2 separate regions of the Homo sapiens genome follow, and region 1 is linked to region 2. Evidence: read pairs that join two places in POLR2A ChIA-PET (ENCODE). Cell type or tissue: GM12878. All regions are shown on one strand. Links, peaks and the distances in the headings refer to the core of each region. The heading gives the core; the rest is flanking DNA.

Region 1 (2,927 bases), core at 233-2,732, 53 kb after region 2:
TACTTAATGGTTTGCTCTGTTATTTCTTTATTTCAATAGACTCAATTTTTTAAGAGCAGTTTTAGGCTCATAGTAAAATAGAGCAGACGATACATAGATTTCCCTTATACCTACCTCCACCCCTGCATAGGCATAATTTCCTTCATTTTCAATATCCTGCACCAGAATGGTACATTTGTTACAACTGATAAACCTTTTTATATTTTGATAAATCTTTTTTAACTTTAGTATTATGAGAGAGCCTCCTACATTTTCTCCTAAAATTTTTAAGGTTTGCTTTTAGTCTTTAATCCATGTGGACTTCCTGTTGGTATATAGAATGAAGAGAAACTTGATTTTCTGATACATTTTAAAATCTACTTCTAAATTACATGGGGCCAGACCATCCTACTAGCAGATTCACCTGTGTCCTCGCTGAAAGATTCAGGATAACAAAGCAGTTCATAACAGGTGTTAGGACAGGAGATTGTGGGTCTATCACTGGACTCTTGGATAGGTCTCAGAAACCAAAGAACAGGCCAGGGTATTACCAAGATTAGTGAGTGGCATGACTTTTCCATGTCAGGGATGTTGGCTGATTAGGCAACAGGGGCATTCAGATTGAAAAGAGATATAGCTGGCCTGTCCTTACAACTGGATATTAGGATCTGTCAAAACAACTGACAAAGCTGCCACCATAGGAGCAACTATGGCAGAACTAACACAGCCAAAGTGTTTTCCAAGCCAGTGTACACAACCTAAAGGAGAATATTTCCTGGGAAAGGTTTCATCCCTGTAAGATCATTAATTTATGCCATGTACACCGTAACATTTTTAAGTTCTTAAAAAATTTTAATGTAGTGGGATGTAGTAGAGAGAGGGAAAAATCATTTTTAATTGTTTGGTTGGAAAAATGAGATTCATATGTATTTCCCCCCCAAAACATAATACAATAAAAGTAATAAATTTTAATAATTTTTTTTTGAGACATAGTCTCACCCTGTCACCCAGGCTAAAGTGCAGTGGCGTGATCTCAGAGCTGGGATTACAGGCGCAAGCCAACAAGTCTGGGTAATTTTTGTGTTTTTAGTAGAGATGGGGTTTCACCATGCTGGCCAGGCTGGTCTCGAATTCCTGGCCTGAAGTGATTTGCCTGCCTCGACCACCCAAAGTGTTGGGATTATAGCATGAGCCACTGTGTCCGGCCCAATTTTAATAATTTGAGCAGGGCTCACAGTTTTTCCTATAAAAATTCTTCCTTATAAGTAAAACAACTACATGGGATTTCATGGCTATTTTGGTATTTATATAACTCTTTAAGGAAAATAAAACTTTAGTTATATATATAAAACCTTGAGTTATATAAATAACTTTGAGTTATATACAGTTATAATGGCATTATGTGCTCTAAAGCAAAATCTCAATGTCCATTGTCTCACTGATCATAATTAAAAAGTATAACCCAGAATCCAGTTTGTAATTTCCAAGATGACTATCACTGTAAGTATTTGAAACACAGTTGATCTTTGTAAAAAAATTTTTTAATGAAAATAATTAGCTGGGAATATCCCACATGTATTCTAAATCCCCCAGTTGGTTTAGGTAATTTTTCTTATTCTTCCACAACACATGGTATTCTTTCTATGAATGACATCAGTTTGGAAATACCCCGTGGTTTTCTGAGTTATAAATGGGTATCTCAGTATGAACTCCTGATTATATTATGATTCATACTTTCACTTCTGTTTTTTCATACTATCATTTTGAAAAAGTGAAAATGAAACTGTGTCTCACTGGCCAAGAGTTCACAAGGGAGATGGAAAAGCAGAGTTTAATGGAATGATTTTTAAAATATTGAAGGATTGTGGTCTGAGAATACTGTAAAAACCATTTCTTAAGGAAAAGCAATGTAGTTGGGATCAAAACAAAAAAAATGCTCTTTGAGAGTTTCTCTGGAACTTTAGAGTGTCTACTGTCAGAGTTTTGCTTCACATAAGAGCATTGATGAAGTAATAATTATTATACTTATAATTATTCAATTATCAAGTATTGATTTCTTCTGGCATTTATTTATTTATTTATTTATTATTTATGACTCTTTAAAAAATTGTTTTTCTTGGTGGAACTAGGTTATGAACCCTAGCATTTTAATTCTAGAATTTGTTCTCTTAAGTATCACACTGTAGTAGCAATTTGATGGTAACACTAAAGAAAGAAAGAAAGAAGAAAAGAAAGGAAGGAAGGTGTGGAAAGTCCCAGAATGACTGCAGGTCTGAGAACATTTATTCAAACTGCAAATTTTCTTAGGGCAGGGGTCACGCTTGCTCTGGCTGTGTTCCCTGCACCTCAGTTCCTGGCACATAGCAACGCCTGACAAATATTTGTTGAATAAATGAGTACAGTAGCTTAAAAGCAAATTTTTGTACTTCATGGTTTTCTGTAGAAAGCCACAAGAAAAAAATTTCATCTGAGGTCTCAGCATTCTAGTAACTGTGAAGTATTAAGACTTGTATGAGTTCCCCTTATGAGAGGCTTAAAGTATTAGTATCATGAGGTATGAGGTTTAAGGCTAGATGCCTAAATGGCGTCTCATTTTTTATTAAGCTGGACTTGTAGCATGGGAACTTTGCCAGGGATTATAACACCTTTATAAACATTAATGTGATTTTAAAAATTGTTAGCTTAGGCCAGGTAAGGTGGTTCACACTGTAATCCCAGCACTTTGGGAGGCTGAGGTGGGCAGATCCCTTGAGCCCAGGAGTTCGAGACAAGCTTGGGTAACATGGCGAAACCCCATCCCTGCAAAAAATACAAAAATTAGCTGGGTGTGATGGTGCACGCCTGTAGTCTCAGGTACTTGGGAGGCTGAGAGGTGAGAGGATTGCTTGGGCCCAGGAGGTGGAGGCTGCAGTGAGCTGTGATTGCACCACTGCACTATGGTCTGGGTG
Region 2 (2,927 bases), core at 311-2,810:
TGGAGTGCAGTGGCATGGTCATGTCTCACTGCAGGCTCAAGTGATTCTCCCACCTCATCCTCCCAAGTAGCTGGGACTACAGATGTGCACCACCACGCCTGACTAATTTTTAAATTATCTGTAGAGACAAGGTCTGCGTATGTTGACCAGGCTGGTCTTGAACTCTTGGGCTCAGCGATCCACCCGCCTTGGTCTCCCAAAGTGCTGGGATTACAGGTTTGAGCCACTGCACCAGCCTAGGGGAAATATCTTTTTTTCTTTTCTTTTTTTTTTTTTAAAGAGAAAATGCCTGTCAAATAAGCCATTGATCATGTGAAAACAGTGAAGAAACTTTTAGCTTACACTTACATACATAAAATATTAGGTAAAATGTTTCACAAAAGTTACAAAAAATTATTGAATTAATAGCTAAGGAGTTTCAGTGGCATGGGAATATTTTATTGTGCAATTTAAGTACTTTATTGAATTCCGTTAGCAATCATGAGTTTATAATAAATGGAAAAAATGGCCCAAAAACACACTGATGATACAACCTTTCTGAAGTGCTAAAATGAACCATTTGATTCTGTTCTATTTTAATGATATAATACCCATTTTTCTTTACTCTTTAATTCAATAGTCAAAGCAATGTTCATTCCTATTAGTTACATTTTTAAACTTTAATTTTTGTTGTAGACAAAAATTAAACATCTAGAAATATGTAAATTCTCTTACTACAACAAACCAGCTTCAAGGTTCTCTAAAATATAACTATCTACCTCTAAGACTCCAAGGCCACATTTCATGGCCAGGAAGTAGAAAGGTATAAAATCTTCAATGGGCTTTCAGTTCATTTTCCCAGTTAAACAGTATTCAGGAAAGAGTTAAACTTTGAAAATGAAACTAATTGTTGGAACATGATCTCTTTGAAACCCACCCAATTGGCCTTGTTCCTTCAATAAACAGATTCTGTTTGGTGGTGGTGAGGTGGCATTTGATATTAGTGAAAATTTGAAATCTTGAGATTTAGGGAGTAGAGAATAGTTGGAACAATCTGCATTATTTTTCTTTTTTCTCCTACAAATCAAAACTGAACTACGGATTTATGAGGAGCTCTCTTAGGCATTCAGGTGAATTTGATTTTCTTGTTCAGTTTCATGGATAGAACTGCACTGTGGTAATACAACAACAGTTTAAGAATATTTGAATAAATAAGTTACTTCAGCAATTGAGCTCCTGAAATTCCAGATCAGCCATTTGTAAAGTAATTTGCTTATAACATTGACAGCAAACTTAATTAGTAAATATTTATTTATTTAACAGATCTAATATGCTTCTTTACAAATGCATTATATTAGAAAGAGAAAGACTTTTATTTAGAGTCTTCTCTACCCAATTTAAAATACGCTCAAAAGATAAGTCCAGGTGATACATTCAGTGGCTGCAAATGCTTAGATTAGTTACTGAATGTATTGCTTGGACTCATCTCACGGATTCTAGAATTATCAGAAATCTGGGAGCAGAGAAAAAATAAGACACGATGTGAAATATAAAGAAATATGAATGGAAAAGACAATTCATTATTTCATAAAATATTAACAGGGATCTCTATTTAAAGAGTTGTTATTTAAGAGGGAACATGAGCAGTAGAGACAGGGGATTTTTAATTTTTTTTTTTTTTTTTTTGCTATGTTGCAGTAACCAGAAGAATCTAAATCGCTTTCCTGTAATGTTTCAAGATTCAGTGTCATATATTTGACTTTAAAGAAAGCACATGTTGCAAAAAAGAAACCAACATGTATTCTATGCTAAGGAATGGAAGGGTTGGTTGGGGCTTTAAGATATGCTTCAGAGAACATTGTGGGTGGGGAGTTTTTAAATGAAGTATCCAACTTGCAAGGCATTCAGAAAATTTTTATCATGACAGTCCCTTGATTTTAGTAACACATGGGATTTTACACTTTCTCTGAGCAATTCAAGTTTCCTTCTCAGAATCTTTTAACTGTTCAGCCTAAATTGTATCATGTCATAAACTGACAATTTTATGGGCTGAAATATAAAACGCTTCCTAAAATACAGTAGAAATATTATTTTAGGAAGGAAAATTTTTAGTAAGATTTGAAAATTCTTATTTAATATTGTACTTTAGCAAAAGACTTTCTAGGTAGGTAAAACAGATTCCAGCGTGGAATGCATCACTTTTTCTTCCGTATTTGGGAGTGTGTATTAAAGCCTTTCTATAGTAGAAGGTAGATAATCAGAGATTGAATTTTGAAATTAAGTAATCAAAATACCTTCTTTTTATGTAATTAAAAATTCAAGTATAGCAAATTGCATTTACTTTAGTAGGTATTTAGAGAAAAACATAGGACACAAAAATAATAATTTGTTTAAAAATGAATTTTAAAAATCTATGCAAAAATAAAAATTATAGAATTTAAGGGCTCTATTCTGGGAAACCTATCATAGCTGGCCATATTAAAGAATATGGATTATGTACTGATTCTCTTCTAAGTAAAATTTTAAAACATACTTAGTATAAACCAGAGTTTTGTTAGATAAAAACCCAGGTTAGTTTAAGAACCTTATAGTGTAACTGAGGTAATTGGACATTTTGAATAATTTTGTTTCCACAGACCTTTATCTTCCTAAAATTTTACTGAAATGAAAGTGCTGTCTTCATTTTTTCAATTTTTTCAAATGTAAATGCATTCTTAAATATTAACTTTAGAAAAGACTATTTGAATTTTACTCATAAATGGAGTTTTGAAAGAACGTGATCTTACAACCATTGGGCATGAGTCAACACGGCTTTTTGATAAATAAATCCCATTAAATGAATTGACTTTCTAAAAGCTGAAATAATCATTATCATAAATGCACCCCCTTCCCACTTCAAGAAAATTAAAAAAAAACCCTGTCTAGACAGAGTTGCTTATATAGTTACG

What was found. Peaks named below come from ENCODE experiments on the same cell type or tissue, not always from the same donor. Only the 100,000 strongest peaks of a DNase experiment are listed, where the experiment ranks them.
Region 1: POLR2A ChIA-PET joins it to region 2 with 6 read pairs; 2 of 35 experiments call an interaction of 5 or more read pairs at or near these places.

What each region holds. Positions count from the first base shown.
Region 1 is chr21:25,456,336-25,459,262 of GRCh38, reverse strand. The region is part of intron 8 of LOC105372753 (a long non-coding RNA gene); the gene reads left to right. Among named protein-coding and RNA genes, the nearest start is that of LINC00158, 26 kb to the right of the region's middle. RefSeq lists a silencer at 942-1,071 and enhancers at 1,551-1,840, 1,192-2,391. In GM12878, for the core only: no CTCF peak of the experiment used is centred there; DNase peaks (open chromatin) are centred at 1,692 and 2,381; H3K27ac peaks cover 2,500 bases.
Region 2 is chr21:25,508,985-25,511,911 of GRCh38, reverse strand. All of the region lies in intron 4 of LOC105372753 (a long non-coding RNA gene), which reads left to right. Among named protein-coding and RNA genes, the nearest start is that of MIR155HG, 52 kb to the left of the region's middle. In GM12878, for the core only: no CTCF peak of the experiment used is centred there; a DNase peak (open chromatin) is centred at 1,834; H3K4me3 peaks cover 1,513 bases; H3K27ac peaks cover 2,500 bases.